Linked DNA regions of Homo sapiens: region 1 is linked to region 2. A link is an interaction called in ENCODE POLR2A ChIA-PET data of the cell type or tissue named here. Cell type or tissue: CD4-positive, alpha-beta T cell. All regions are shown on one strand. Each heading gives the region's core, and the rest is flanking DNA. Links, peaks and the distances in the headings are about the cores only. Region 1 overlaps LINC01934 (long intergenic non-protein coding RNA 1934). Region 2 overlaps LINC01934 (long intergenic non-protein coding RNA 1934).

Region 1 (4,404 bases), core at 131-4,130, 64 kb before region 2:
GTGTGAAGGTAGTAAGAGGCAGGTACCTACTTAACTCTTCTTCAGACTGAATTGATCAGGTAATTCAGAACCACATCTGGTTTTGACAACATGCTCATGATATATCCCCCAAATGGAAGCCTATATAAACTACCTTATCCTCCTGGGTCTATAGTGTTCCTAGTTGCTGATTCCATATTATTATTCTAGGCAGTCTGATGTATGTACCTATGACATCAGTTCCATATCAGAATATTTCTACAAAATTACTTCCAAGACAGTTTTCAAATATAAAGAGATTATCCTCAATATGCTTCAACAACAATCAAACCCTATGCTATGTATGGTATCAATATTCTAAATAGAAAGCATTGACTGACACATGATATAGAATTATCAGAATCAGTCTCTATTCTCAGTCACTTTTCCACCCTCAGGTAGCCTCCTTTAACATCATGCCTGTTCTTAGTACCATTTTACTCTCCATTACTGTCAACTTTGTTTTATTAAGGAGGTCATGGTAATTAAGCCATTTCAAGAAAATTCTCATTTTTAAGGAAAGGGAAACTTGGAACCCAAGAAAACTTTCTAGACTCCAGACAACAAAGCAATCATAGGGAATTAAAAGGCATATGGCTCATATCTGGGGACAAAGAAGTTTTTGGCACTGTGGCCAGGCTTGTAGAGGGAATGCATGTTAAAGGAAGAGGTGAGAGGAAGCAGAAGACTTTCCCTCTCCCTCTTTCTAGATCCACCTCACCAGGAACAATGATAAGATGGCATGCCACCCTGTGTTTGATAACAGTTTCAGATATAAAAACATGGTCTTTATTTCTTATCAATGAAAACTACATGGGTATTTTTGAGGTATTACTTGGGTATTAACTCAGAAAATTCATAGATATAGGATTCTAGAGAATTAGATAACTTATGCATAATATAAATAAGCAAGTTACACAGGTAATAGCTAATCTAGCAAACATGATAAAGAATCAGTGATAGATATCAAAAAGGGAGAAGAGAATAAAAATATTTGGCTGTAACTTTACAAAAATCACTCATTATTTTAATTATGCATATTTTTAAAAACTAGTCACAAATCATGGATATGGATATTGACCAAGTCATAAACTTTGAGCAAATAAACAAATACACATATTTGAAACTGACATGATCTGTTTCTCTTAAATGTAAAAATTTTACAAATTACTTATAAATTATTCCAATTTTCTTTCAGTTTTTAATTCTGAACTAGTTTTAGCATACTTTTTACTCTACTGTCAACTCATTTACATTAAAATTAATCTAGAAGTCTACAATTAAGCAACTCCTAGATAAAATGGGTTACTCAAATGTGTATGTTTTAATGAATAATTGCATGTTGCTTGATACTTTTGTTCAAAGAAAATGTCACCAAAATCTTGTTTTGGATGTAGGTGCTTCTATTCAAGGACAGAAGCTGCAAAGGGGCTTTCTGCAGCACCAGGTGAGAATCTCCTAGGAATTAGGGATGATATTCGTGCTTGGGACCTGACCCCAACAAGGAGTCCAGAGCTCTCCATTCATGCTGCCTCATCTCCTGAGGCTGATTCACAAGGGAGGGTGACAGCCGCTTTAGCTGCTCTTGTCACCACAAGGCACTGACCAGCCTTTGGCTCATATAACAGTGGAACACGTTTTGGAGTTTCTCACTTCCTCTGTGCCTGGAGTAGATAATGTTGCAAAGACTAAAATTTACAAACTCAAATCTATCTTGTAAAAGAAGAGTAGGAAAGCCATGCTAACAGATTAAGACTTAATACTTTCAGTAAAGAATAGTCATTGGAATCACCATTTTTATATACCATATTTGAATCATGTAACACTTTTCTCAGGGTGGTTGAATTCATCAGGAAAAAATATATAGAGATATATTTATAGCTACATTCATGTGTTACTTTGATTTTACTTAGATTGTTTAAATTCTCCCCAAAACTTGCACAACTCTAATAATTAAAAGTTATTAGAGTGAGGGCTGATCTCAAGGTAAAAAGATAAAATTATAGCTAACTCACTCTCCGAATGACTTGACTTTAAAAAGCTAGTTAAAGATTAAATAATAATAATAAAACTTACATTTGAGGGCCATTCTTCACTGTTTTATAGATCCCTAGCCATGCATTCTCCCAGAGCTAACATAAAACTGCCAATCAAAACATGTTGAGTTCCTACTCTATGCCCTCAACTGTATTAGCACTCTGTTGACTGTAGAATCATCCACAGGAGAGGTCACTCCCATCAACTGGGTGCATGATTCAGGGCAACTGCCTTGGAATGCTTTTTTAAATTTTATTTTAATTTTTATTTTTTGAGACAGGGCCTCACTCTGTTGCCTAGACTGGAATACAGTGGCATGATCATGGCTCACCGCAGCCTTCATCTGCTGAGTTTAGCAATCCTCCCACCTCAGCCACATGAGTAGCTGGGACTACAGGTGTGTGTGCCACCATGCAGGCTAATTTTTAAAATTTTTTGTAGAGATGAGGTCTCATTATGTTGCCCACACTGATCTGAAACTCCTGAGCCCAAGGGATCCTCTTGTCTCAGCTTGCCAAAGTGCTGGGATTACAGGCATGAGCCACCGCACCCAGCCTTGGAATGCTTTTTAACTGAGCTGGGTTTAGCCCCTCTTAGCTTTGGTCTTCTCAAGTGTAAAATGGGGATAACTTATTTCTTTTTTAGGGCGATGGAAAAAATAAATAAGACACTTTATGTAAGGTGCCAGGCACAAGGCTTGGTATTTATAAATGGTGAATGCTCATATTAGTTAGTAATTGTGGTTGCAATAGTAATTTATGTATGTTGCATGCATAATGTATGTAGTAGCAGTGGTTATTCCATGTAGAAGCTAGCTGGGGGGGCAGGAAAAGCATGTTACAATAGCCACAGCTTCCCTAGTATCCCTGGATCTCTGTCAATAAAGTGGGTAGCTGCATTGTGTAGCTGCTTCTCCTGGCTTAATTTCTATAAATGTGTGAGAAAAGAACTCATAAGAGGGAGAAATATCTTCTGTCCACACCCCAGGTCACAGGCATAATCAGAGAATATAATCATTTCCTAATTTCAGAATCCAAGGTATATACCTATGCCTAAATTTTTCCATCATTGGTTATTTCTTGCAGGACAAATAAGAATTTGGTCCCTCACATATTTCACCCAACATGTCGTCCACTTACAATGTACCAGACACTACATATGGTGGGGAGAGTTGAGTTGTGTTCACTCTTTTCCCTTAAGAAGCTAGTGTACAAAAGAAAGATAGTCATGTAAACAATAAGAGATCATGAAAAGAGAACAGAAATCTAAAACCCAAGAGGAAAACTGAGCAGCATAGAGCAGTTCAGAAATCTAGCGGACCTCATAGTGAATAGGCTGGAGCCAAATGCTTCTACCATTGCCTGTGTCTCCATTTGTGTTCATTCCTTAAACTTTGCTTTTTAAAGCATACTTTATAAAAGGAAAATGTGGCGCATTGGTATCACTTTTGGTTGTATGATGTATTGTCATGCTATAATTTTAACAAAGGTGCTATGCTAGCCATAGGGAAGGAGAATATTTCATTCCTTACTCATTGCTAGATTCATGGCTGAGGCACCAATAAAAAAAGACAGATTAATAAGAGAAAAGCGTACTCATTTATTTAATGTAAGCTTTATGTGACACAGTAGCCTTTATAAGGAAACAAAGATTCAAAAAAACAGGTAACCTAGTGTATTTTTATGCTTAGATCTGATGGAGAGATGGATAGATATGGAGAAGTATGATTGGATAAAGTGGGTGTGATCTAATAATAATAAACTGGGGGGAGTTTAGCAAGCCCTTCTCGTTCTGATTCTTCTCTGTGCCCCTGTGCCTTCAAAGATAAAGATGTTCCTTTCCTCTGGGTTTAGGAAGGGCACCTTTCAAATGAAGGTCTCATGACCTGCTTCAAAAAAGAAGGGTAGGAGAAAGCCAAAGAGTGATCTTCTTAGGTTTTATTATATGCTTCAGGTGAGAAGGGTGAGAAGAAGGTGAGAAGGGTGAGAAGGTGAGAGTGGCCTTCCTGCTTCTGCTGTTTTCTCAAATGCCAAGGTGCCATATTTTGGGTAACATGTCCTGAATCCCATTACCACTCTAATCAATTCTAATATTTGATAGTAGAGTACAGAGAATAAATTCCAATTCTTTTATTGAGGCAGAGATATAATTATGAAGTATATACCAACACACATTTCCTAAGTTTATTTGAATATACAGTTGACCCTTGAACAATGCTGGGGTAAGCGGCACTGATCCCTCCCTGTGCAGCAAAAAATCCATGTATAACTTTTGACTCCCCCAAAACTTAACTACTAATAGCCTACTGTTGACCAGGAGCCTTACAAATAACATAAAAAGTTGATTAAC
Region 2 (4,404 bases), core at 226-4,225:
TGAACTTGAGAGAGATAATTTAGGGCATCTGGCAAAAGAAATTTCTAAGCAGCAAAGGATTCAAGATGTGATTTGGGTGCTGTTGAAAGCATTCAGTGTTATATATTCAAATATATGGTTTGGAATTGGAACTTACATTTAAAAACAAAGCAGAGCATAAAAGTTTGAAAAATTTGTAGGCTGACAATGCAATAGAAAAGAAAAACCCATTTTCTGAGGAGAAATTCAAGCCAGCTACAGAAATTTGCATAAGTAAGGAGAACCCAAATGTTAATTGCCAAGACAATGAGGAAAATGTCTCCAGGACATGTCAGAGGTCTTCACAGTACCTCCTCCTATCACAGGCCCACAGGCCTAGGAAGAAAAATGGTTTCATGGGCAGGGCCCAGGGCCCCCCTGCTGTGTGCAGCCTAGGGACATGGTGCCCTTGTCCCAGCCATTCCAGCTGTGGCTAAAAGGGGCCAAGGTACCGCTGGGCCCATGGCTTTAGAAGGTGCAAGACTGAAGCCTTGGCAGCTTCCAAGTGGTGTTGAGCCTGCAGGTGCACAGAAGTCAAGAATTGAGGTTTGGGAACCTCTGCCTAGATTTCAGAGGATGCATGGAAATGTCCGGATGTCCAGGCAGAGGTGTGATACAGGGACAGAGCCCTCATGGAGAACCTCTGCTAGGGTAGTGGAGAAGGGAAATTTGGGGTTAGAGCCCCCACACAGAGTCCTCACTGGGGCACTGCCTAGTGAAGCTGTGAGAAGAGGGCTACCATCCTCCAGACCTCAGAATGGCAGATCCACTGACAGCTTGCACTGTGTGCCTGGAAAAGCCATAGTCACTCCTTGCCAGCCTGTGAAAGAAGCGGAGCTAGAGGGGGAGTTGTACCCTGTACAGCCACAGGGACAGAGCTGAATAAGTCCTTGGGTGCCTACCTCTTGCATCAGTGTGACCTGGATATGAGACATGGAGTCAAAGAATATCATTTTGGAACTTTAAGTTGTAATGACTGCCCTGTTGGATTTCGGACTTGCATGGGGCCTGTAGCTCCTTTGTTTTGGCCAATTTCTCCAATTTGGAATGAGTATATTCACCCAAAGTGTGTACACCCATTGTATCAGGGAAGTAACTAACTTGCTTTTGATTCTACAGGCTCATAGGCAGAAGGGACTAGCCTTGTCTCAGATGAGACTTTGGACTGTGGACTTTTGAGTTAATGCTGAAATGTGTTAAGACTTTAGGGGACTGTCGAGAAGACACAGTTGTGTTTTGAAATGTGAGGATGTGAGATTTGGGAGGGGCCAGAGGCAAAATCATATGGTTTGGCTTTGTCCCCACCCAAATCTCATCTTGAATTGTAGCTCCCATAATTCCTATATGTCATGGGAGAGACCCAGTGGGAGGTAATTGGATCATAGAGGTGGGTCTTTCCCATGCTGTTCTCATGATAGTGAATAAGTCTCATGAGATCTGATGGCTTTATAAAGGAGAGTTCCCTACATACTCTCTCTTGCCTGCTGCCATGTGAGACATGAATTTGCTCCTCCTTTGCATTCCACCATGATTGTGAGGCCTCCCCAGTCACGTGGAGCTGTGAATCAATTAAACATCTTTCTGTTATAAATTACCCAGTCTTGGTTATGTCTTTATTAGTAGTGTGAGAACATACTAATACATGTGGGGAGTTGGAGGTGGAACGGGGTAAAGAAAGTGAGACAACTCTTCCTCTTCTTCCTCCTCCTTCTCCTCTCCTCTCCCTCCTCCACCACCACATTCTACTTTCTTTTCTTCACAGTTCAAAGGACTTCTGTCCTCAGCAGTTGGGGAAAGCCAAGATACATCTTCTATAGACTATTCTCTACAATTAGCCACAGGCAGTTTGCTACTAACTGTCCCTAAAGACAGATATCTGGCGGTCTCCACTGTAAACTAAATACATTCATGTTTTTAACACAACACAAAATCATGGATATGATCTTAGTAGTTAGGAAACCCCCCTTAAGTTTGTATTAGGACACGTACGTACCCAATACTGAACCATAAACATAAGACCAACTCAGCATCAAGCTTGCCCAGACCGAAGCTGCCTAAGAAAGGGATGACAGACCTAGGGCTGAGAAATGAAACTAACTTCATCACGGTTCCAGAGGATGTGGGTAGAAATCAAAATTAGACCCTCTAAAAAGGGTATGAAGAGGTGAACTCATGCTTGGCCCATTTTAACATCCAAAAACTTTGGGATCCAAAGTAGTAGGCAGCAACAGGAGCTGCTGGCAGTGGCCATCCTGTAGATAGCCAGGTGGTAGCATCCTTTTGAAATATTTTCTTCCTTTATTAAATGATTTTACTCCCACATTCTACAAATATATGTATCTTCAATTCTACATTCCCTATATTTGGGAATTGGAACATAGGTATCTGAGGGTACAATAATAGTTTCTAATTATTTTTCCTCCTGAGAAATTCTTGGTATCTTCCTCTTTTTGCTTTCCCTATGCCCAAACCCTCTCAATTCTTAAACACTCTTCACCAATCTAAGGTTATTTTGACAGACTTGCATGCTGTAACAAGATGTTTCCTCCTCTTGTCAAACCCATGTGTTTTTCATCCTGAGCAATGGCATTTTAAAAAATTATGTTCTTCAACATTATTTGTAAGGTCAGTGTTTCACTTCCCTATTCTTCTTTCTATGCCAGAATTCACAAATGCAGAAAGAGTTTTGTTGTTGTTTTTTAAATTCCACCTGTAAATCCAACCTTTTCAGTTTCTACCTTAGAATTAAAATTTATAAGAAATACATTCTAAATCATTTTCTCAGTGGTATCATTTCTTCTCAGTATATTCACAAAAGCATGAAGAAGTTGATGGGTTGTAAGAATCTTGGTACACCTCGTGACTTACCATGGAAACTATCCAGAACAGGTGGTCTCCAAATATCACCAGGATTTTTTCTCCAGAGCTGACATCAAAAATCACTATTATTCCATAGAATGTGAAAACCTTCTGTTTCATTAAAAGACCACAGTTTATATTTTGTGAGAAGAACCTTATCAAACTCCACAAGCACAGTTTCTTCAAATTTTTCTCTGTGGCATAATATCTACCTTCACTTGCCAAGATTTTAACTCTAATTTGTTTTCATCTGTCTCCTCAAGGTAGTTTATAATTTATTTATAAGGTATTTATAGTTTATTTTGTTTCTGTGTTATGTATGCTAGCATTTTGTCTAGGAGCTCTTCATTCTTCTAAATAAACTGAAGCCAAACCAGACGTTCCTCAAGAGGTTTCTTAAAGTTTTGTTGTGTTTTCCTCTACCATGTAGTAGTAATATTTTTTGCACACCTTTAGTGTATTTGAAAGCACTCTATATTTTTAAGCCTACCTTCTCTCTCAAAAGACTATATATTCTCCCTAGAATACACTATTTATTTTCAAATACACCCATCCACTATCACCACCACTGCACCTAATACATTCATGACATCAACTAGTGATCCAACAAGTGTTTGTTGAATTATAAAATGGAAAAAAAACATTCTTTTGGTGGCCATAATTACAAGTGAATTATAATTCTTGTAGTAGAACACCAGTGAAAATTATTGAATGATTTGGGGTGGTGGGTGGTTCTTTGAACTCTGAATGTTCACTTCTTGGGTACAAAGGTTACTAATTTTCTGAGTATTAGAAATTAACACTGATGTGCATCACCCAATGAGGCCAAACTCCTTCAGAAACCACAATAGTGTTGTAACAAAATCTACCTTTTCCTGCCTTTATCTGTATTTCCTATTGCTCCTTGCTTTTGGTATATCAGATTCCTAGAAACACTATTTTAAAGACTTATTAGGCTACTTTCCAATCTCTTGATCCTTCCTGTTAGAAATTTTTCATTTTTAATTGAAGATGTTAGATTCCAAAGAATAAAATGCATTTATGTCTTATATTTATATATCTTTACTTTTACCCAATCACAGTGAAACAGAAAATAAAACTAGAAATCCTTGTGTAATATTTTGGCAACTTGCTCTTGGTTTTCTTTTTTTTTTTTTTAGATAGGGTCTCACTCTGTCACCCAGGCTGGAGTGCGATGGTGTGATTATGGCTCACTGCAGTCTTGACTTCCCAGACTGAAGTGATCCTTCCACCTCAGCCTCCTGAGAGGCTGGGACTACAGGTATGCACCACCAAGCCTGACTAATTTTTTTTTTGCATTTTTTTTTTGTAGAGTTGGGGTTTCACACTATTGCTCAGGCTGATTGTTAACTCCTGGGCTCAAGGGATCCACCCACCTCAGCCCTCCACAGTGCTGGCTGGTATTAGAGGTGTAAGCTGCCACACCTGGCCCAGTTTTCAAGTATTTTTAAAACCCCTTTTACAATTGTATAACAACAACAGGAAAAAAAAAAAAAACAACAGATT

What was found. ChIA-PET counts read pairs that join two places held together with the same protein. Peaks named below come from ENCODE experiments on the same cell type or tissue, not always from the same donor. Only the 100,000 strongest peaks of a DNase experiment are listed, where the experiment ranks them.
Region 1: POLR2A ChIA-PET joins it to region 2 with 5 read pairs; 2 of 35 experiments call an interaction of 5 or more read pairs at or near these places.

The regions. Positions count from the first base shown.
Region 1 is chr2:181,226,634-181,231,037 of GRCh38, reverse strand. All of the region lies in intron 2 of LINC01934 (long intergenic non-protein coding RNA 1934), which reads right to left. Among named protein-coding and RNA genes, the nearest start is that of MIR4437, 77 kb to the left of the region's middle. In CD4-positive, alpha-beta T cell, for the core only: no CTCF peak of the experiment used is centred there; no DNase peak of the experiment used is centred there.
Region 2 is chr2:181,163,105-181,167,508 of GRCh38, reverse strand. The region is part of intron 1 of LINC01934 (long intergenic non-protein coding RNA 1934); the gene reads right to left. Among named protein-coding and RNA genes, the nearest start is that of LINC01934, 41 kb to the right of the region's middle. In CD4-positive, alpha-beta T cell, for the core only: no CTCF peak of the experiment used is centred there; DNase peaks (open chromatin) are centred at 2,078 and 4,168; H3K4me3 peaks cover 553 bases; H3K27ac peaks cover 1,646 bases.